2 separate regions of the Homo sapiens genome follow, and region 2 is linked to region 1. A link is a loop called in an ENCODE intact Hi-C map of the cell type or tissue named here. Cell type or tissue: dorsolateral prefrontal cortex. All regions are shown on one strand. Links, peaks and the distances in the headings refer to the core of each region. The heading gives the core; the rest is flanking DNA. Region 1 overlaps ALCAM (activated leukocyte cell adhesion molecule). Region 2 overlaps ALCAM (activated leukocyte cell adhesion molecule).

Region 1 (11,142 bases), core at 1,070-9,069:
ACCCACCTGACAAAGGTCTAATATCCAGAATCTGCAAGGAACTTAAACAAATTTACAAGAAAAAACAAACAACCCCATCAAAAAGCGGGCAAAGGGTATGAACAGACACTTCTCAAAAGAAGACATTTATGCAGCCAACAAACATATGAAAAAAAGCTCATCATCACTTGTCATTAGAGAAATGCAAATCAAAACCACAGTGAGATACCATCTTACACCAGTCAGAATGGCAATTATTAAAGTCAGGAAACAGTGGATATTGGTGAGGCTGTGGAGAAACAGGAATGCTTTTATACTGTTGGTGGGAATGTAAACTAGTTCAGCCATTGTGGAAGACAGTATGGCAATTCCTCAAGGATCTAGAACCAGAAATTTCATTTGACCCAGCAATCCCATTACTGGGTATATACCCAAAGGAATATAAATCATTCTCTTATAAAGACACATGCACAAGTATGTTTACTGCAGCGCTATTTACAATCATAAAGACACAAAACCAACACAAATGCCCATCAATAGATAGACTGGATAATGAAAATATGGCACATATACATCATGGAAGACTATCCAGCCATAAAAAGGAATGAGATTATGTCCTTTGCAGGGACATGGATGAAGCTGGAAGCCATCATCCTCAGGAAAGTAACACAGGAACAGAAAACCAAATACTGCATGTTCGACTCTCACTCATAAGTGGGAGTTGAACAATGAGAACACATGGACACAGAGAGGGGAAAAACACATACTAGGGCCTGTTGGGAGGTGGGAGTGAGGGGAGGAACTTAGAGGATGGGTCAATAAGTGCAGCAAACCACCATGGCACATGTATACCTATGTAACAAACCTGCACATTCTGCACATGTATCCTTTTTTTTGGAAGAAAAAAAAACCAAAAAATGAAAAAAAATTATTTCACTAAGATACTGGAAGGGAGAAATCTTGCTTAAGAAACTGTGAAGGTAAAATTGAGAATATGAGTAAAGCCACAAACCAGAGGCAGATAATACAACTTGCAGTGCAGACCCAAATCAAGGACTACCCTGAGATAAGCCAATGAAAAAGTCAGGACAAGAGTGATGGGAGTGTATATGGGGTGAATTTGGGACTTGGGGAAGGTGGCAAACCAACGCAGTGTCCTAAAAGCTTTTAAATTATGCTGTTCAAATCTCAATTATCCTTGCCAATATGGTTTTATACTTGATCTGCCAATAACCAAGAAAGCTGTATTAAAATAGTGAAGGATTTATTAATGCCTCTTCATAGATCAAACCAGTTTTGTTTATATATTTTGAAGCTGTACTATTCAGTAAATAAAGTTTTCAATTGTTATGTTCCTAACAAATTGAACCTCTTAGCATTATTTATTGACTCTCTTTATCTTTTTTAATGCTTTTATTTTCCCTCAAAGTCTGTTTTGTTTTGTAGACCTGCTTTCTTTTTGTTAATATTTTCCTGACATATTCTTTCTAGGCTTGACATTCAAACTTTTCATGTTCTTGTGTTTTATTTAATTAGTCTCTTGTAGAAATGACATAGCTGGAGTTTGTTTCTATGCGGTCTGAGGGTCTTTGTGCTTTAACAGGACAGCTTATTCCATTTTCCTTCTTTCTCTTTCTTGCTTTCTTTTCTTTTTTTCTTATCTCTTCATCTTTATCCCTCCCTCCTTTCCTCCCTCTCTCCCTTCCTTCATTTCCTTCCTTTCCTTCTTTCCTTCCTTTCCTTCCTTTCTTCTTGCTTCCTTGCTTTATTTTTCTTTCAAGATGGGGTCTTGATATATTGTCCAGGCTGGTCTTGAACTCCTTAGCTACAGCAATCCTCCCACCTTAGCCTTCCAAGTAGCTGAAATTACAGGGTTGCACCACCATGCTCAGATTTTTTTTTCCTTTATTTTGTTTACTTACTTCTTTGGATTTATTTCCACTCTCTTATTTCTATTTATCCTTTCTATTCATTCTGCCTTTCCTGTTTTACACTCACCCTTCCTACCTCCTTTGGGTGTACTTTTTCTCTTCCCCATCCTAATTCTCCCTCTACATGTTTGGAATTGATTAATTAAAACTCTACGTCATTCTTCTGAACGAAGTTTAAATAGTATTTTTTTTCTCCAAATATACCTTGACCTCAGGATGCCTTAAATCTGATCTCCCACCCTTCTAAATTTACATACTACTTTTGTCCATTCTAGGCTCTTTGCCCCCAACAGACATTGGATATTATCATTATTTAGTGAATTATATGTTTTCTTCGTTTTCTCTACAAATTTACCAAAATACATATTCACCATCTATCCTTGCACACTCCATCTATTCTGTCTGAGACATATAGAAAAAAAGAATTTAAAGTTGTGCATGGCAAATTAAAAGTACTCAAGTATATGACAAATATTACTATTATTATCATTAGTTTTCTCAAAGAGACTTATGGCACCCATACAATTAAAGAAACAACACCTTATGGTTTGATATGTATTTTGCTTTGGAAGTTATTTAAGGTAACAGATGATTGATTCAAAGTGTATTAAATCCCTCTGAGAATGCTAAGGAGTGTGTGTATGTGAGGTAGTGGGTGAAAATGAAAGTTGGCCTAGGACATTGAGAAGGTAAAGGAGGTGGTATGAGATTTGTGCTGCAACTTCTATCAAAACGTCCCTGCTCTGGAGAGCAAAGGGAGTAATGCTGAGGAATTATCCGGAGTATCAGACAATAGTAAGAGAAAAGGAAGAAAAGAGAAGTAGAAGAGAGATATTTCAAGCTTAAATGAAACAGATGAGGAAAGAACTCAACCCATGATTTAAGTCTTGGGGTATCTCAACCATTTCTTGAAATCTACTCTATACTATGTACATAGCACCTTCAAACTGGTAAGTTTTCATGGAACTATTATTAGAACTATTATTAATAACATTATGGAAGAAACAGTGCCCAGAAAGTAGTAAACATACAGCACACTTTTTGATTCAAAGACACATATGAATGTGTATCTATTGTGCTTCCTTTGTTAGTAAGAGATGCAATATAGAACACAATAGACGAGTTTGAGTTTAATTAGCAGGACATTTTAAATCCATCATTTAGAAAACGAGGATAAAACAATCTATTTAATGAAAGTAGTATATTGCTGTTGAAGTGTATAAACTGTGCCACCATTCTCTTGGTGGTTTTCCCCCTCTATTTCTCATTAGTTTCAACTCATTAACATTTTCTGACAAATGTAAATCCTATAAAGCTGATTGGTTTGATTAACCTAATAAAGAAAAAAAGCCAGCCACTTATCAACCTTCACTTGACATTGACATAAAGTCTTTACGTGGCACAGTTCCTGGATTTTGTCATTTGAAATGGGACGAGGGATTGCTAATAGGATGAATAGGGTGGTAGTGCAACAGATTAATTAAGCAGCTCTCAGGAATGATATTGAAAGGTAACTGATTAATTGAACATTGAAGCCATCTAATCAAATAGTGAAACAATAAATATGTTTCTTCAGAGATAAATTATGCATTCATTAGCATATTCATTTATACAGTTGAGTTAACTCTTTGTGTGCTTTTCGTTTTGCCTAGTTGGAAATATCCACCTGCTATAGATTCTCTTTCTCTTCTTTCTAAAAATGCCTGGAGAACGTGCCTGTATTTCTTCAAGATTTGAATAACTTACTTATTAAATATGCAAGCTTTTTGTTCACAAAACTGTGAAAAAATTCACTAAATCAATGCTTTGTCATCTTATACAACCTGCAGCCAAGCAGACCATACAATAGCACTGAAGATAAATCAGTAAGATACTATTTTATGCTGAACCCAGAGTTTAATAAGAACATACAGTTGTAGAATCATTAATGCCAAGGATCCATCAATATATTCATATGTAAATATGCAAACATGCCTTTTACCATGTAGAAACATGTTTGTTTTTTTTCCATGTGAGCCTTCAGAGAAGATGGTCACTTCACAGCTATGAAGTTTTAGTAAAATAAAGAGTGGATCTGAAATCTCAGGGCATCTGGGGAAGATAAATTCAAAGAGCCTAAAAGCAGTTCATTTATACTCAAGCTGTTTCCCTTTTGCCTAAACTGAAGCCCTGCCCCCATTGTTGACACCCGGGCAGAATCCAGTTGCCACAGCTGTGCAGCTCAATGAATAGCAAGATTCTGTTCCCTGTGCCTGTGGATGCTCATCATCAAAAGATGTCTGTCACCCTCTTGTCCATAGGCGAGTTCCCTGCCAGACTGGAGGAGCATAGCTTCATGGGGGAAGGGCACGAAATCTCAGAGATAAGAAACATTGCCTTGTCAGCATCTGAACCCTGGCAGCTTCTAGTCCTAGTGCAGAGTCCTGACTGAATTCCTGTGTCAGTGACTTTCTTACAGAAATTTAAGCTCTTCCTAAGGCAAAGCTCTCCAGGAGAGAAGTCCTGTTAATACTTCTACTGCCACAGATGTCATGTGGAAAATTGGATGGAGCCATGGTTACTCATTGCTCTAGGTTGGAATTGGCTAAAAAGGCAGTATCATGTATAGAGGCAAGATGTTACAGAGCTGTTGGCTGAAAAAAGATTCGAAAGATTACTGGAGTGTTTTTTTTTTTAATGGAGACTACAAAATGCAAGGACATTCTTTTTAGGTCAAACAAATTTAATTATTTTCTTTTAGCTTAAAGTTTTAGCTTAAATGAATATCAGATCAGTTACTACAGTAGGTTTAGTGACTGATATTCTTTAGGGTTTTATAAAAGGTGGAAATGTGGTAAAAATCTATACATGAAAATTGCTTTAAATTGAAAAGACAAAGAAGACCTCTAAATCAGGACCAAAATGATTTCAGGACTTCTCTGAAATAATTACAGTTCAGGTTCAGATGAACTTTAAGTAGCTAATGTGTCTTATTTTTATAAAACAGGGTTTCCACACCATTAGAAATCATAATCCCAACTGATTTTTTGTTGTTGTTGGTAGTGAAATCATATATCAAGGTTTCATGTTAAACACATCCAATTGCAGAAATCTAGAGATCTATATGAAAACAATACAATCAGATTAACTAAACCTCTAGTATCTTGCTTGTTATATTTTTGGCCTACTCTTGAGAACATTAGAAAGAAAAATAGGTATAGCCTTTTATTTTCTTTATGTGTTTATTGATAATAATGTCGTGAGCCTCATTCCACTGCCAGCATTATTTGATAACAAAAGCAAAGCACTTGTCAAAAATACGCTACAGTTTCAGAATTATATTTACAAAGGTATAAACACAAACTTATCTTCCCGCACCTTTTTAATTTGAGACAGTTTCTTGCTCTGTCACCCAGGCTGGAGCGCAGTGGCATGATTATGGCTCACTGCAGCTCGATCTCCCTGGCTTAAGCAATCCTCCTGCCTCAGTCTCCGGAGTAGCTGGGTGGTAGCACCCCAGATGCATGCCACCAGGCCTGGCTAAATTTTTAATTTGTATTTCTTGGTAGAGATGGCATGTCCCTATGTTGCCTAGGCTGGTCTCAAGCTCCTGGGCTCAAGCCATCCACTTGCCTTGGCCTCTCAAAGTGCTGAGATTACAGGTGAGAACCACAGTATCTGTCTTAGCTTCCTCTTAACAGGACAGGTAGTGATTTACCTTTAAAAATACAATCTCTAAAATTCTGAAATTTACTCCTGCACTAAAAGTACTACTCTTTTTCATCTTGTCGTCTTAGCTCAACATTCTAATTTTTTTTTAGTATTTAGGATACATTGATTTTAATTTTTTACTCTTTAAGTTTAAAGGAGTAACATATATATATCACATTTCTCTTTGCATTTTCAGAAACCTTAGTATAACAAGATTACCATTTTTGAAATTTTGTTTTTAAGAGACACATAATAATAAATATATTTATGGGGTATATAGTGTGATGTTGTGATACATGTATACATTGTGCGAAAATCAGATCAGGGCATTTAGCATATCCATAACTTCGCACATTTATCATTTTTTTTTGTGGCGAGAACATTCAAAATCCTCTTTTCCAGCTATTTAAAATATACAATACTGTTAACCATTGTCATTCTACTGTGCAATAGAACACCAGAACCTATTCTTCCTATCTAACTGTGACTTTGTACCTGCTGACTCAGTTTCTCCCCATCCTTCCTCTTGTACACGTTCCAGATCTGGGAGCCACTATTCTGCTCTTTAGTTCTATGAGATCAACTCCTGTAGATTCTACAGGTAAGTGAGATAATAAGGAAGGCCTTTGTCTTTCTTTGTCTTGCTTATTTCACCTATCATAATGTCCTCAAGTGTCATCCATGTTGCCACAAATGACATGATTTCATGCTTTTTTAGGGCTCAGTAGTACTCCATTATGTGTGTGTGTGTGTGTGTGTGTGTGTGTGTGTGTGTGTGTACACCAAATTTCCTTTATCCATTCATCCATTGGTAGATACTTAGGTTGAATCCATATCATGGCTATTATGAATAGAGCTTCAATAAACATGAGAGTGCAGCTATCTCTTCAACATACCAACCTAATTTTCTTTGGATTTATACTCCATAGTGCAACTGCTGGATTTTATGGTTGTTCCATTTTTAATTTTTTGAGGAACCTACATACTGTTTTCCATAATAGCTAATACTAATTACATTTCCACCAGTGTATAAGAATTCCCTTTCCCCACATCTGCCAGCATTTGTTATTTTTTGTCTTTGTGATAACAGTCATTCTAATCAGAGTGAGGTGATATCTCATTGTGGTTTTGATTTGCTTTTCCCTGATTATTAGTGATAATGAGCATTTTTTCATATACCCATTGCCATTTGTTTATCTTCTTTTGAGAAATATCTACTCAGGTGTTTTGCATATTTTTAAATTGGATTAATTGGGTTTTTGCTATTGAGTTGAGTTCCTGATATATTCTGTATATTACCTCTTGTCAGATGCATAGTTTTCAAATATTTTCTCCCATTCTGTAAGTTCTATTTTCACTCTTTAGAGTGTTTCCTTTGGTGTACAGGAGCATTTACATTAGATGTAATTCCATTTTGCTATTTTTGCTCTTCTTGCTTGTGCTTTTGTGGTCTTATCCAAAAAAATCCTTGCCCAGACCAATGTCATGAAGCATTTCTCCTAGGTTTCCTTCCAGTAGTTTTATCATTTCAGATCTTACATTTCAGCCTTTAATCAATTTTGAATTGATTTTGTACATGGTGAGAGATAGAGGTCTAGCTTCATTCTTCTGCAGGTGACTATCTAGTTTTCCCAGCACCAATTATTGAAAGACTGTCCTTTCTTCACGTGTATACTTGGCACCTTTGTTGAAAATAAGTTGGCTATAAGTGCATGAATTTATTTATATCTTCTCTATTCTGTTCTGTTGGCCTGTGTGTCTGTTTTAATGCCAGTACCATGCTGTTTTAGTTACTATTAGCTTTGTAGTGTATTTTGAAATCAGGTGGTGTGATGCCTCCAGATCTGTTCTTTTTGCTCAAGATTGCTTTGCTATTTGGGGTGTTTTGTGGTTCCATATGAATTTTAGAGTATTTTTTTCTATTTCTGTGAAGAATTTCATTGATATTTTGATAGGGATTGAATGGAATCTGTAGATTGTTTTGAATAGTATGGACATTTTAACAATATTAAGGGTTCTAATTCATGAGCACAAAATATCTTTCCATTTATTTGTGTCTTCTTCAGTTTTTTTATCAATGTTTTTCAGTGTTTTAGTGTATTGATCTCTCAGTGTAGTAATCTTTCACCTCCTTGGTTAAACTCATCCATAAGATTTTTTTGTTAGTTATTGTAAATCGGATTATTTTCTTGATAATTACTTGTTCATGTATTAACTAACATTTACTGTATCTGAATATTCAGAAATTGAATAGTAGGACAGCTTGATTAATTTTATTTCTTCAATATTAACTTCTCCAATATTTTCTTGTTGCTATTTGAGCTCATTATAAATAGCATTATGATTATATCGTATAGACTAAGATAAATGAAGTTCACTTAAATAATTTGTTTTATATATCATACATCAGATAAACTGTTGATTGTCTCCTGGATGTATTTGGAATGTATGAGTCATTAAACATACAGGCAAATTTGTTTCTAGGGATGCTTTCAATTCTCAAAAGAAAAGTCACTGTTCAGATTTGTTAAGACAATCCAAGTTGGTGTCATTATTTATTATCATATAAAACTGCATTAGTGATTATTTAACTAATTGACTGCTTTTCTTTAAAAAAGATAGAAATAGGGAGATGAAGAGCATGAATACTCTTTAAAGTTTTACACAAACTAAAATAGTATTATTAAGCATTTTGGTTCTAATTGTGAAGATAATCACCTTGCAAACTACCCTGATTCAGAAGTCATGGTATTTTAAGTTATATTTTTCATCTTTGAAACAAATTTTAGGATGTATTTTGAGGTCCTTTCAAAGTGATTTTATATTATGTTGGTGATATGGTTTGGCTCTGTGTCCCCAACCAAATCTCACTGCAAATTGTAATCCCCATAATCCCCATGTGTAGAGGGAGGGACCAAGTGGGCAGTGATTGTATCATGGGGGTGGTTTCTCCCATGCTGTTCTTGTGATAATGAGAGAGTTGTCATGACATCTGGTGGTTTTATAAGGCAGTTTTCCTTGCTCTTGCTTGTTATCTCTCTCCTGCCACCATGTAAGATGTGCGTCTTCCCTTTCCACCATGGTTGTAAGTTTCCTGAGGCCTCCCCAGCCATGTGGAACTGTGAGTCCATTAAATCTCTTCCCTTGATAAATTACCCAGTCTTGGGTATTTCTTTATAGCAGTGTGAGAACAGAGTGTAATACAGTTGGTCAATATTCTTGCTTACTAACAGAAAATGAATTGCAATACCAGTGTAAAAGGAAACATAACCACCTCCATTTTGAATATATTATAAAAAGAGGCATTTCTTGCTCTATGATGGACATACCATGCATTTTTTTAAAGAGCCCTTTAAGAAATTAGAGGTGGTTACTGTTATTTGAAAGGTATAACACAAGTTCAGCACTTATACTGTGCTATAAAATTACCCTAGAATTTCTTTATCATATAAGAAACATTATTAAAACTTCAGTCTATGTTTTTTTGGCATTGTGACAGCAGTCCTCTAAAATTGGGTGTGGATTGAATGAAAGTAGGCATTATAGAAACATTTGATTCATCTCTCTAATAATGTAAAAGTAAGAGAGTTTTGAATTCAGTTCAAAGAATGAAAGCTATAACTGGCCTGATTTAAAATTATTCATGTCAGCAAGTTTATATGCAGAACCATTTGAAACCTGCCTGTGCCTTTTTAAGTGGAAATGAAATTTAGTTCTACATTTGTCCATTGTTTAATAAGATGTGCCTACATGTATATGTTTTATTATAATTTAAAAGAAACCATTTTAAATTAGATATATATTTTACTGGTTTAAGAGTCCATTATTTTAGAAAAACTCCAGTTATACTTTTTATTAATGAATTCTTAAATTCTATTGTATATCTCTTATTATTATTCAATGTCTTTTAGATACCTATGGTTTTATTCATTGGTTCTCAATATTTTTTTCAGCTTTTGGAAAGCTCGCGTGCATAATATACTTCAGTCAGACACACTGCGCCTTGCAGAGTATGGTTTTCAACACAATGGAAATGAATAGAACAGGGAGGAGACATATCAGGATCTGGAGAAAGCTGGGGAGTTAGGAATGCAGTTAGAAAAAATATATAATTTAGCCCCTGGGAATATAGGCATGTCTTCTTGAGAGAATTAGTGATTGAATGGATAATGTTTCCATTTCATTTTCCAAGTAATACACATAACATGTTAATGGTGTACTTGATCTCTTATAAAGGGTGCACCCAAAATAGAAACAAAATCTTGGCTGGGCGAGGTAGCTTATGGCTGTAATCCCCAGGCTTTGGGAGGCCAAGATAGGTGGATCATTTGAGGGTAGCAGTTTGAGACTAGCCTGGACAATATAGCAAGATCCCCATCTCTATACACAAAAAATTAAATTAGCCAGGCATGGTGACCTGTAGTCCAAGCTACTCAGGGGGCTCAAGTGGGAGGATCCCTTTAGCCCAGGAGTTCAAGGCTGCAGTGAGCTATACTCACTATACTTCACCATGCGCAACAGAAGGAGACCTTATCTTAAAAAGTATATGTATTTAAAGTTGAAGGAATCAGTTTTATTAAATGTAATTTCTTTCTTTCTTTTTTTTTTTGAGACGGAATCTCGCTCTGTCACCCAAACTGGAGTGCAGTGGTGCGATCTCGGCTCACTGCAAGCTCCGCCTCCCGGGTTCACATCATTCTCCTGCCTCAGCCTCCCGAGTAGCTGGGACTACAGGTGCCCGCCACCACGCCCGCCTAATTTTTTGTGTTTTTAGTAGAGATGGGGTTTCACCATGTTAGCCAGGATGGTATCGATCTCCTGACCTCGTGATCCACCCGCCTCAGCCTCCCACAGTGCTGGGATTACAGGCGTGAGCCACCGCGCCTGGCCGAATTTACTCATTTTTTATGAGTAACTCTCGCTCTTTTTAAAAATCTTTTTTTCTCTCAAATATTTGATATTTTTCTCACTTATCCTAAGAAACAAACTGAAAATGTATTTTAAATATTCACTTAAAGTAAAATAAATATGTATAAAAATTTACTTGGCTAACATCCTGTAATGCGTTAATATATTTTGAAAATAATAGTTCATTTTACTTGAGCCCATATTATGTTTAAAAGGTAACAGGGCCCTAAATGTGTCCTGATACCTCAAACCTGAGGGAGAAAAAAGAAGTATAAAGGCCCAAGATAGATTGGTTCTAGTCTCATTCTAATGTAATAATCTCCACTTAATAATATAAAATCTCATCCAACCTCAAACCCAGCATTGACACATCTCCAACTGTTTACTCTTCCCAATAAATTCACAAATGTATATAGAAAGAAATAATATGTAGTGGTGTGCATTAAATACCTTTGGTTATTTTTTAAAACTAATGTTAGACTATTTTTTAAATCTGAAAATAGATTCTAAATGCTATTTGAAAGGGATAGCTGCAATGATCTATGTGCAAAGGCAACACTCTTGGAATGAATATATTGCCACTCAGGGTAACTCTTTGAAAAAATGCAGCATCCACTTAGATATTTAAGTGGAG
Region 2 (11,142 bases), core at 1,916-9,915, 48 kb after region 1:
TATTATTGTGTTGTCATCGATCTCATTTCTTAGGTCTGGTAGTAATTGTTTTATAAATTTGAGAACTCTTAGGTGCATATGTATTTAGAATTGGGGTATTTTCCTGTTGGTCTAGTCCTTTTATCATTATATAATGTCCCTCTTTGTCTTTTTTTTTTTTTTTTTTTTTTTTTTTGAGACGAAGTTTTGCTCTTGTTGTCCAGGCTGGAGTGCAATAGTATGATCTTGGTTCACTGCAACCTCCACCTCCCAGGTTCAAGCGATTCTCCTGCCTTAGCCTGCCAAGTAGCTGGGATTACAGGCATGTGCCACCACGCCCAGCTAATTTTGTATTTTTAGTAGAGACAAGGTTTCTCCATGTTGGTCAGGCTGGTCTCGAATTCCCGACCTCAAGTGGTCTGCCTGCCTCGGTCTCCCAAAGTGTTGGGATTACAGGTATGAGCCACCCCACTGGGCCCCCTCTTTGTCTTTTTTAACTGCTGTTGCTTTAAAGTTTGTTTCGTCTGACATAAGAACAGCTAATCCTGCTTGCTTTTAGCGTCCATTTGCGGAATATCTTTTTCCACACCTTTATCATAAGTTTATGTGAATCATTATGTGTTAGGTGAGTCTCCTGAAGATAGCAGAAACTTGGTTGGTGACTTCTTATCCATTCTGTCATTCTGCATCTTTTAAGTGGAGCATTTAGGTCATTTACATTCAATGTTAGTATTGAGATATGAGGTACCATTCTATTCATCGTGCTATTTTTTTTCCTAAATACCTTGTTTTTTTTTTCATTGTGTTATTGTTATATAGGTCCTGTGAGATTTATGCTTTAGGGAGGTTCTATTTTGTGTATATTGAGGATTTGTTTCAGGATTTAGAGCTCCTTTTAGCAGTTTTTGTAGTGCTGGCTTGGTAGTGGCAAATTCTCTTAGCATTTGTTTGTCTGGAAACAACTGTATCTTTCCTTCATTTATGAAGCTTAGTTTCACTGGATACAAAATTCTTGGCTGATAATTGTTTTGTTTAGGAGGCTAAAAATAGGACCCCAATCCCTTCTACCTTGTAGGGTTTCTGCTGAGAAATGTGCTGTTAATCTGATAGGTTTTCCTTTGTAGGTTACCTGATGCTTTTGCCTCACAGCTCTTAAGATTCTTTCTTTTGTCTTGACTAGATAACGATGACTACATGCCTAGTCAATGATCTTTTTGCAACGAATTTCCCAGGTGTTCTTTGAGCTTCTCATCTTTGGATGTCTAGATCTCTAGCAATTCCAGGGAAGTTTTCCTTAATTATTCCCTCAAATATGTTTTCAATACTTTTAGATTTCTCTTCTTCCTCAGGATCACCAATTATTCTTAGGTTTGGATGTTGAACATAGTCCCAAACTTCTTCGAGGCTTTGTTCATTTTTTTTCCATTCTTTTTCTTTGTTTTTGACAGATTGGGTTAATTCAAAAGACTTGTCTTTGAGCTCTGAAGTTCCGTCTTCTGCTTGTTCAATTCTATTGCTGATACTTTCTAGTACATTTTGCATTTCTCTAAGTGTGTCCTTGATTTCTAGAAGTTGTGATTGTTTTTTATTTATGCTATCTATTTCACTGAAGAATTTTCCTTTCATATCCTGTATCATGTTTTTTATTTCATTAAGTTGGACTTCACTTTTCTCTGGTGGCTCCTGGATTAGCTTAATAATCAACCTTCTAAATTCTTTTTCTGGCAATTCAGAGAATTTTGTCTTGGTTTGGATCCATTGCTGGTGAGCTGATATGATCTTTTTGGGGTGTTGAAGAAACCTCTTTTGTCGTATTACCAGAATTGTTTTTCTGATTCCTTTTCGTTGGTGTAGACTATGTCAGATGGCAGATCTGGGATTCAAGGGCTGTTGTTCAGATTCTTTTGTCCCACAGGGTGCTCCCTTGATGTGGTGTTCTCCCCCTTCTCCTAGGAGTGGGGCTTCCTGAGAGCCAAACCGTCATGATTGTTTTTGCTCTTCTAGGTCTGGCAACCCAGTGGAGCTACCAGCTTAGGCTGGTACTGGGGAGTGTCTGCAATGAGTCTTGTGATGTGATCCGTTTTCAGGTCTCGCAGCCTGCTCCGGTGAAGGTATCAGGGGAGTGAAGTGGACACCATAAGGGTCCCTGGTTGTGTTTTTATTTAGTGCACTGATTTTGTGTTTGTTGGCCTCCAGCCAGAAGGTGATGCTTTCAAGAGCACATCAGAGCTGGGTGTGGCGGTTCACACCTGTAATCCCGGCACTGTGGGAGGCTGAGGTGGGTGGATCACCTAAGGTCAGGAATTCGAGACCAGCCTGGCCAACATGGGGAAACCCCGTCTCTACTGAAAATACAAAAATTGGCTGGGCGTGGTGGCGGGCATCTGCAATCCCAGCTACTTGGGAGGCTGAGGCAGGAGTATCACTTGAACCCAGGAAGAAGAGGTTGCAATGAGCTGAGATTGCACAATTGCACTCCAGCCTGGGCAACAAGAGCAAAACTCCATTTAAGAAAAAAAAAAAAAAAAAAAAAAAGCGCATCAGCTGCAATCCTATAGAGAAGATGCAAACTTGCCCTAGGGACACCTGGTTAAGTATTCAGGTTTCTCAGACGGTGGGCAGGGCTATAGGGCTCCCAGGAGATTATGATCTTTGTCTTTGGCTACCTGGGCAGGCAGAGGATGACCACTAGGTAGGGGCAGGGATAGACGTGTCTGAACTCAGCCTCTCCTGGGCAGAGCTTGCTGTGGCTGCCATGGGGGATGGGGGTGCAGTTATAACTCCAATGGAGTTACATTCCAAGGGGGATTATGGCTGCCTCTGCTGAGTCATACAGGTCTCCAAGGAAGTGGGAGAAAGCCAGCAGTCACGGGCCACACCCCGCTCCCATGCAGCCTGCACACCTAAAGGCCGGTCTCACTCCCACCATGCCCCACCAACAGCACCGAGTCTATTTCTATGCAGCAGGTGACCAGGGCTGAGAATTTGCCCCAAACCACGAGACTCCCCATTGAGAAAGCAAGCTGACTCACAGTTTTTCAGCATCTCATGGAGCCTGCAGCAGTGATACAGTTCCTTCAAAGGGTCTGTGGATTCTCTCTGCTTTCCTGGTATGTTCCTGCTGTAGTTCTTGGAGCAATGGTTCACAATGAATCTCCACACACTGCTCTGTCTGTCTGAGTGGGAGCCACAAGCTAGTCCTGCCTCCTATCCAACATCTTCTAGTTGCAATATCGACATTTCTAATAATATGACAAAGTATCTAGATTTGGCACATTTCTTGATGGAATATTTCCATTGAGTATAAATGAAATCACTATATTATCTAAGAGTAAGCTGTTTTATTTACTTTCTGTATAAGCCTTATCTTGACATCTATGATGGGGATGTTTGGTAAAGCTTCATGATTGTTATTTCTATCACTCACTTTGCTTCCTGTTTGTCATCATTCACTACCCCAAGTTGCTATTTTTCTTCTCTGTTTTTTTCAAGCAGTCGTTTGCAATCATGGCTACACATTAGAATCACTTCTAAAGCTTTTAAACAATACTAATGCCTGAGCCCCAAGTCTAGAAATTCTTATTTCATTGTCTGTGGTTAGACTCAATTATTCATATTTTCAAAACTTCCAAGATGATCCTAAGTGCAGTCAGGGTTGAAAACCACTAGTCTAGAGGAGTTTACTTTGCTTCAGAACACCTAAGTCACATGGACATTCCTTAATAATGAGAAAGACGGGGTCATTAAAAGGGCTATACTATGGGGGTGGCAACTTTACTCAACTTCTTCAACTTAATATGAAGAAGTCTTTCTAAAAGAGTCAGAATGATTTAAAACAAATTTTAGACATACTACAAGTTCTACAAAGGCAAGGACTCTATCTATCTTAGTGATTATTGTATTTTCAGGTGTTGGTAGTTCCATGCTGATAACATATAAACACTTGATAAAAATTTACTGGATGAATGAATGAATAAACAACCGCACTGAGAGCAACCATGAGCTTAGTGGAAAATACAGCGTATTTCTTGTGACAATGCTATCTGACTATTATCTTCTCCTGAACATTTTGTACTGCTCCTCTACTGTGCTGCTCCTGTGTCTCAGCCCCTAAGGAAACTTCCCAAGTAGTTGTGTATAGGAGTCAGCAAAATTCGTAAGATTCAGTGGTGATCTTTCAAATACTAGACGTAAATTACAGAGACAGTACATAATTTCAGTTTTTATTTATTGTCTACTTACATTTATTTCTATTCCACACAAAAGGGGATCATCAGCTACTAAGGTGTGGGTGTTCCTTGTGGAATCAGTAGCCAATTTCTAAGAAACGATCAATGCCTGTAGCAGTTCCTTGTTATGCACTAATCTAGGTTCAACTTCCATGGAAAATACACTTCTGGTATAATTCTGATTGTCCAGAGTTTGTTTGCTTTTCCTTTATAATACAGTTTTGCTTTTCTTTAATAGTAAGAGTCTTTAGTAATAGTTCGATTCTTGAGTGCCTACTTTGTGTACAAAATGCTTTAATACACATTTTTAAAATTTAATTATGCCACTAACTTTATAAAACAGGTATTACCTTCCCCATTTTACAGATGGGAATTAAAGTATCCAAAGACTGATGTAACTTTCTCAACGGCAAATGACTAGCTGGTAACTGAGTAGAAATCTAATCCCTGGTCTACTTAACCCCATCTCTGAACAATAGATTAGTTTCTCTTCTCTTCCCTCAACCAACAAATCCCACCACCACTTCCAACACAACTACCATCATTCCATCTTCAGGGAATCTTACACTTGAGTGTTTAGTATTTCTTCACTTCTGTCTAGAAAGAGTTCTTCTCTTTACGTATGTCCTGAGGGTCTTTTACTCATCTCTGAACCTGAGACTAAAAAATGTTAAAAATTCTTATTATTACTGTATTACTCTTCTAAATTTATAGTATTCTAAAATGACAGTGGTAAAATCATTATATAAATGCAAATGATACATTATGCTCAGTCTATTAAAGTTCTCCTTCACAGTATCAATGAATAAAATTAAAATTTATTTTACATTTCTTTTACAATATTTCATACCTGCAAAAATGAAGATATTAGGTTTCTGCTTATTATTTATAAGTTAAATGACATATTAAATGATGTTTGCAGCAGATTTTTTTAAGGCATTTTTCAAAACCTAATAGTAAAGTATCTGTTTTATCAATGGCAGATTAGAAGCTTTCAAATACTTTACCCACAAACATGCTATAAGAAAAATACTTTATCATCTTCTTAATGACCCAAACAAGGGCTATCTGCTTTTCTCATTCTTCCTGTGTATGTTTAAAAGCATCTATGCCCTTTTATCAGCCTTAACAGGACAACGTAGTTAACCCTTCCAACTATTATGCTTATAACCTCAATTATTTAAAAACAGGTAGGGACAACTTATAAAATCTGTATATAACAATAAAGGTATTAACAAGTCAGTGACAGAAAGTAGGTGATGATAGTCAGGGATGGGGTAAGGAAATTTAGGACAATGTTTGCTACTTTTTAAGAACAGTTTTTATACGAAGGGATGTAGGCTGTCTGCTAACCAAGTTAATCTTAGCCAGTGGGTAAGAATGCTCTGTATTCTAAGGCCAATGGTGACTGCTGAAAAAGAGCCAAAGTTTTCCAAACAGAGTGGCTCTTGTTGTCTTTGTGGGAACTGACTGGCTCTTGGATTTTCCAGGGAGGGCAGGTTTTCATGGTTTGAGTGGTCAGAAAAGGATAGCCTGAAAGATTGGTCAAAAAACATAAAACCATCAGGATATAACATTAAACCATTAAGAGATTATGAAATTAGCATTAGTTACAGTAACTGGATATAGTCTTTTGCTTATTTCATTCACTTTTTTTCATACTGAAATCTGATAAGAAATTAAAAGAATTGTAGACAATAAATCTAGGCCTAATATGTGTATTTATATGCAACAATATACATTTATTGCCACTAAATATTCCCTCTTAACTACTCTGAATTGCTTTAACTAGTTATTTGATATATGGGTAATAATAAAATTTATATTCTGATGTAATATGACATTTTGATTTATACTTTCAAACTTACAAAGTTTAAAAGGAAAGATGAGTATTGTAAATATACCAACAATCACTGCACTAGCTTTTAGAAAGGTAACAGGCATGCAATTTCCTTGAAACTAAAGTGTAAAGAAAAAAAATAGGTCAGCAAATATTTACTGAAATTTGCTGGGTACGATGATGCATACAGAAATGATCAGTGTCTGAACTATATCTGAATAATTTCTGTTAAAACTGAAATGCAATTATTTTTGAAATGCAAAAGACCACCAAACTCAAGTAGCATTTTAAAAAAATGACAAAAATCAGTTGCAGTCTGTGTTTTAAAGGAATTTCAAATATGCCTTATAAGAAATTCACATTAGGGGCTGCATTTCTATGTATTTTGAGTAAACTAACCAAAGTAACTTAAGATTCACAAGGAAAAGAGATGAGAGTAGAACAAAATAAAAGAAGTGTGAATGTAGTAAAAAAAAATCAAAGAAAAGGAAGAAAAGGAAAAAAAAAAGCTTATGAGTCCTAGAAGGGTTAGAACACTTTTTTTTTCTTGCTCTTGGCAGAAGGAACAAAGCAACAAGCAATCTCCAGTGCTAAGAAAAATGTAGACATGAATTAATGGTGATTAGAAATTGGTAAATATTACCAGCTTCTTTATAAATGGCTCTCCTAAACATGCTATGGTTAATGGTTTAGGGTACAAAAGATATGACCAAAGCAAAAGCCATAAAAGAGGCTTTTATACTAAGGAAATAATTTATACAATAAACACAAGTGTAGTCATTCCAGCTGGCATGCTGCTATCCATCTTAATTATTGCAATAAATGAACCACTGGCCATCACATTTAAAAGACTATGGAAAACTGGATGGCTACCAAAAGATCAGAAAGAAAAGCTTTATGTTAAAATAAAGTGATGATTAAATTGAAAATCAGGCCATAATACTGATGATACATTTTCACTAGGCTAAATAAGGTAGCATTATCTCTGAAAATTATATTTACTTGACCTCGTAAATTTCTCAGTAATTTAAGAAGCAACTATATAATTTGTGCACTATCCACATACCAGATTGTATTTACAGAAAGCATTTTTTCTTCTGAAAAAAAATGAAAGAGGGGGAGCTGCAGTGGGCATGCATGGGTCAGCACAGCATAGGCTAATTGAAGTTTTGGTATATAGACAGCACTGCCTCCTCTAGGACAGCTGTTCTCAAAGTGTGGTCCCAGGACTGGCAACATCAGCAACATATGGGACCTTGTTAGAAATGCAAATTTGGAACCCCACTTCAGAAATACTGAATCTGAAACTGTAGATGTCAAGCCCAACAACCTATGTTTTAACAAACTCTCCAGGTGATTGAGAGGCACGTGCAAGTTTAAGAACCACCATTCCACCAAAACAAAAGCTTCATAGGACCATGTTTTCTTTATCACTGCATCCCTAGCATCCAACTTAACACAGTAGCTAACCCATGGTAGTCACTCAACAAATATTTGTTGAATTAATTAGTTAAGAAAGCTTTTATTAAAAAGTGGATTTAAAATGATATTCTAAAGCATTATTTTACATATTTTTAGTGTTGTCAAATAAATAATTCCATTTATCAAACAGAAGTTCAATTTTTTTAAAAGCTTCATTTTATTGGTTCAGTTCTTATTTGCATTTAGTCAAATTATATTTGGAAAACAAAGTGTTCTTTAAAAAGGTATGTGACAATCATTATACGTAAATAGTTTAGAATTTCTGGATGAGTGGTTAATTTGTTGTGTTTCGTTGTTATTGAAAATTGGAGGGAGGGTTATTTGAGGAAAGCTTGATCATGAAAAATGGAATCTACTACCTATTCATGAATATATTATGTTATGTTAAATAACAAGAAGTGATAGCTATAAGTTTAAATTGATATGTTTAAATCTATTATCTCTATACTTGGTATAAATTATTTTTTAAATTTAGTCACCCATTTAAACTTAGAGTTATCACTTTTTGTTATTCAACATAACATAATGTACTTACATAATTTTGAATTACAAAGCAACTCAAGCACTTTGACTAAGTTTACTTCATATATACATGTGTACAACTTGCAGAAGATACACTTTATTTTTCAAAAGTAATGTTTATAAGGAATAAACAAAAATCAAAACTTAAAACAATAGTATAATATTTATCTGTAAAGCTTAAACTCACATTGCCAGTTAGATAAGGGAACAAATGCCAAGAGAAAAATTTATTAATCTCAAAAGGCAGAGTAATGGCCTCATCATTTCACAAAGCACAATTTCAGGAGACACACTTTATTGTATTTCTTTGTGTGAATTATAAACTTTAGTAGAAAATGGGAAATAGGCAAAGTAATACATTTTAACTGTAGCACACCAATTGATATAGCCTCGCAAAAAAAGGTTATTTTGAAAAATTAATTCAATTCATCTACAATAGGAAACCTGTCACCATAAGCTGAAATTGGATAAAAGTCCACAGATAGTTAACACTTTCATGCCACCTAAAAGTATACATATGCTTTTTATGAAAAATTACTATCTCACATGCTAACATTTAACAAAGGAACTATAAAACTGCTAAGAAATGAATCCAGAGGCTATGGTCTTTGGAAAGGTATGGTAACCTTTAAGAGGGCAATCACTTTTTCCTAAATACTACTTGCAGAGTTAACCATCCCAATAATCGCTGACACCATGAACATCAAGGACAGACAGAGGACTGGGCAGTAGGGAAGCTATGGTTCCACAATATTTTTACTGTTAGATAGTAGATATTGCTGAAGAATGTCCAAAACTTCATTAAATCTACTAGAAATTAATTCTACTTAAAAACTCAATTTGTACTAATGCTTTTGTTCATCCTTTGTTTCTACCTTTTAGGAAGAAGTCCAGTAAGTTTCTAGTAATCTTGTCCCGTTTCTCAGTTTTGTCTCTTTCTCCAGATTTGAGACATTGCCCAATCAATCCCTGTGCTTTTCCAAGTTCAGTTTTGCCCTTTGAGTCTGATCCTTCTTTCCTTTTGGCTCCCACAGATATTCAGGTCTCTTCTATTTCAAAGATTCTCAGGAAGATCATACCTCCTAGCTCCTAAACCTCCTATTTCTCTCCTTATGATCATCACTAAGCTCCATTCTCTGTCTTCACTGTACTCCAATGATTTGCACAGCAGCCACATCCTTGAATTGTTGAATATAGATACAGTATTTTACTCATTTATTCAGCACCACGGTTATAACTTGCTTATGATGAGTGTCTAATAAATATTAATTTAATTAAGCAAAAAATGCTATAGTAGGCAGTTATTATTGTGCTTGCCCAGTCTACTTTATTAGCACATCCCAAGGCTTCTTGAAATTGCACAGAAACCTATCAAATTCCCCTCCTCCAATGTTAGTTGACTGGTCCTAAATGGACACCTGACCCAAGCTAAGCCAATCAGAAACCTTGCCCTGTGAATTCAGAACTAGGCAAACTATGTTTATTAAATGGAGGAGAACTCAATCCAGGAGACATGGGCTGCCATATGGCCTTAGAATCAAAATGGGATAGTCTTCAGAAAGAGAGAAGGCAAATGAAAAGAAAGAAGAGCTGAGGAATTGAGACAGACAGAACTGATAGCCTTCATGCCCTTAATTTAAATTCGTTCTTGAGATCTAAGTCCTAGCTTCATTATAGAGATGCATATCTTACTATAGCTCTGTTACAGAGACTTCTTGTTCCCTCGTTATATATCCCCCATATTTGCTTAAGCTAGATCCTGTTGATTCCTGTCATTGCAATAAGATATCCTAAATAACATGGTGTCATAAGTCATATTGAATTAATTGCTTTTAACTTAATAGTAAAAGAAAAGCATATTTTCATGGGAATAATCTAAAATGGAGAGCTGATGTAAAAGAATCACTTGACATCAAATAGAAAAAATATGTCACATGAGTATACATACATAACAATTTAGTAAGAAAACATCTCTGGATATAAGAAATAAGAGCTCATTTGTTGCTGTGAATTTCTCTATTTCTGTGTACTCTCCAAGGACAAAAAACTCTTGAATCTTCATATTATACTTTATAGGATTACAGTGACACTGTATGAAACATCCTCCTGAAAAAGTTGCATTGAAGATTGTACAACCTGAAGAGTAAAAACATATTCCATTGTGGTCACTAAATATATATTTTAATGGAAAGATCTTGAAAGGCCCAAAATAACTGCCAAAAAATTTTAATACCAGAAATCCTTTGTTAATAAGTTGGCAGGGCGGTCATTTGATGAAAAGTCAAATCATACATGTTGATTAACTTAAGATAAACTTTGAGAATAAGTTTATGGCATGAGGTACATGCTTTATTTACTGTGCTTACAGTTATAAAGTTAGAAATTACTCCGTGAAATACAGTCATTATTACCTTGCTTGCATTTTATTTCACCAATTATAAAACTACAACTACTTTCCACATTAGTAGAAAAAATGAATATATACAACCAAACCTTACAGGTCTGCTATAATAGGCTCAGAAAAAACAAAGGCAATTTGTGTAAGCTACTGAATTATCTAAAAAATTTCCCAAAATATAGTCATTGGTTTGCCATGCTTGTTTTATGGCTGCAGTTAATATTAAAATGGAAAAAGAAACCACCTTTCTGCCTAAACAATTTTGCAGATGTCAATAAATCTATAGATTGCAGGAGAAAATTGGAGTTGTGTAGTACTAAACACAATTTAACTCTGAAATTAAAAAAATATTTTCAGGAGTAGTTTATGGAATATATTACATGTCCTGTGTTTTCCCAAAAATAGTGAAAACTTGTTAAAATTCCTTTGGGACATAGGTCTGATTTATAAAGCCAGACTAGCTGGAAGGCATCTAAGGAAATCCCTGCAGTTTTGGTAAATGTAAATAACAACAAAGAAGCAGAGACATTTCTATGGGCCTGTTGAAAAGAGAACCAGGGATTCAGAAAAGCCTAGGCACGTGGGAGGAAATGCAGTCATTTCCAGATCATGACGTGTTTGCTCTGCAGGAGATAAGTACCTCAACATGCCTATGCTTCCCTCATCCCTCGCATGTCCCTTCCGCGTAGCTA

The links. Hi-C counts contacts between places; a loop is a spot of excess contacts. Peaks named below come from ENCODE experiments on the same cell type or tissue, not always from the same donor. Only the 100,000 strongest peaks of a DNase experiment are listed, where the experiment ranks them.
Region 2: a loop joins it to region 1, with 4 times the contacts of the local background. A loop is called at or near these places in 5 of 110 quality-filtered maps.

The regions. Positions count from the first base shown.
Region 1 is chr3:105,441,848-105,452,989 of GRCh38, reverse strand. All of the region lies in intron 1 of ALCAM (activated leukocyte cell adhesion molecule), which reads right to left. It overlaps LOC124906263 (a long non-coding RNA gene), which reads right to left. Exons shown (of 2, transcript XR_007095989.1): 2 at 1,716-11,142. Among named protein-coding and RNA genes, the nearest start is that of ALCAM, 81 kb to the right of the region's middle. In dorsolateral prefrontal cortex, for the core only: no CTCF peak of the experiment used is centred there; a DNase peak (open chromatin) is centred at 4,149; H3K4me3 peaks cover 1,974 bases; H3K27ac peaks cover 7,365 bases.
Region 2 is chr3:105,394,311-105,405,452 of GRCh38, reverse strand. The region is part of intron 1 of ALCAM (activated leukocyte cell adhesion molecule); the gene reads right to left. Among named protein-coding and RNA genes, the nearest start is that of ALCAM, 33 kb to the right of the region's middle. RefSeq lists an enhancer at 2,235-3,434. In dorsolateral prefrontal cortex, for the core only: no CTCF peak of the experiment used is centred there; a DNase peak (open chromatin) is centred at 5,672; H3K4me3 peaks cover 2,166 bases; H3K27ac peaks cover 3,028 bases.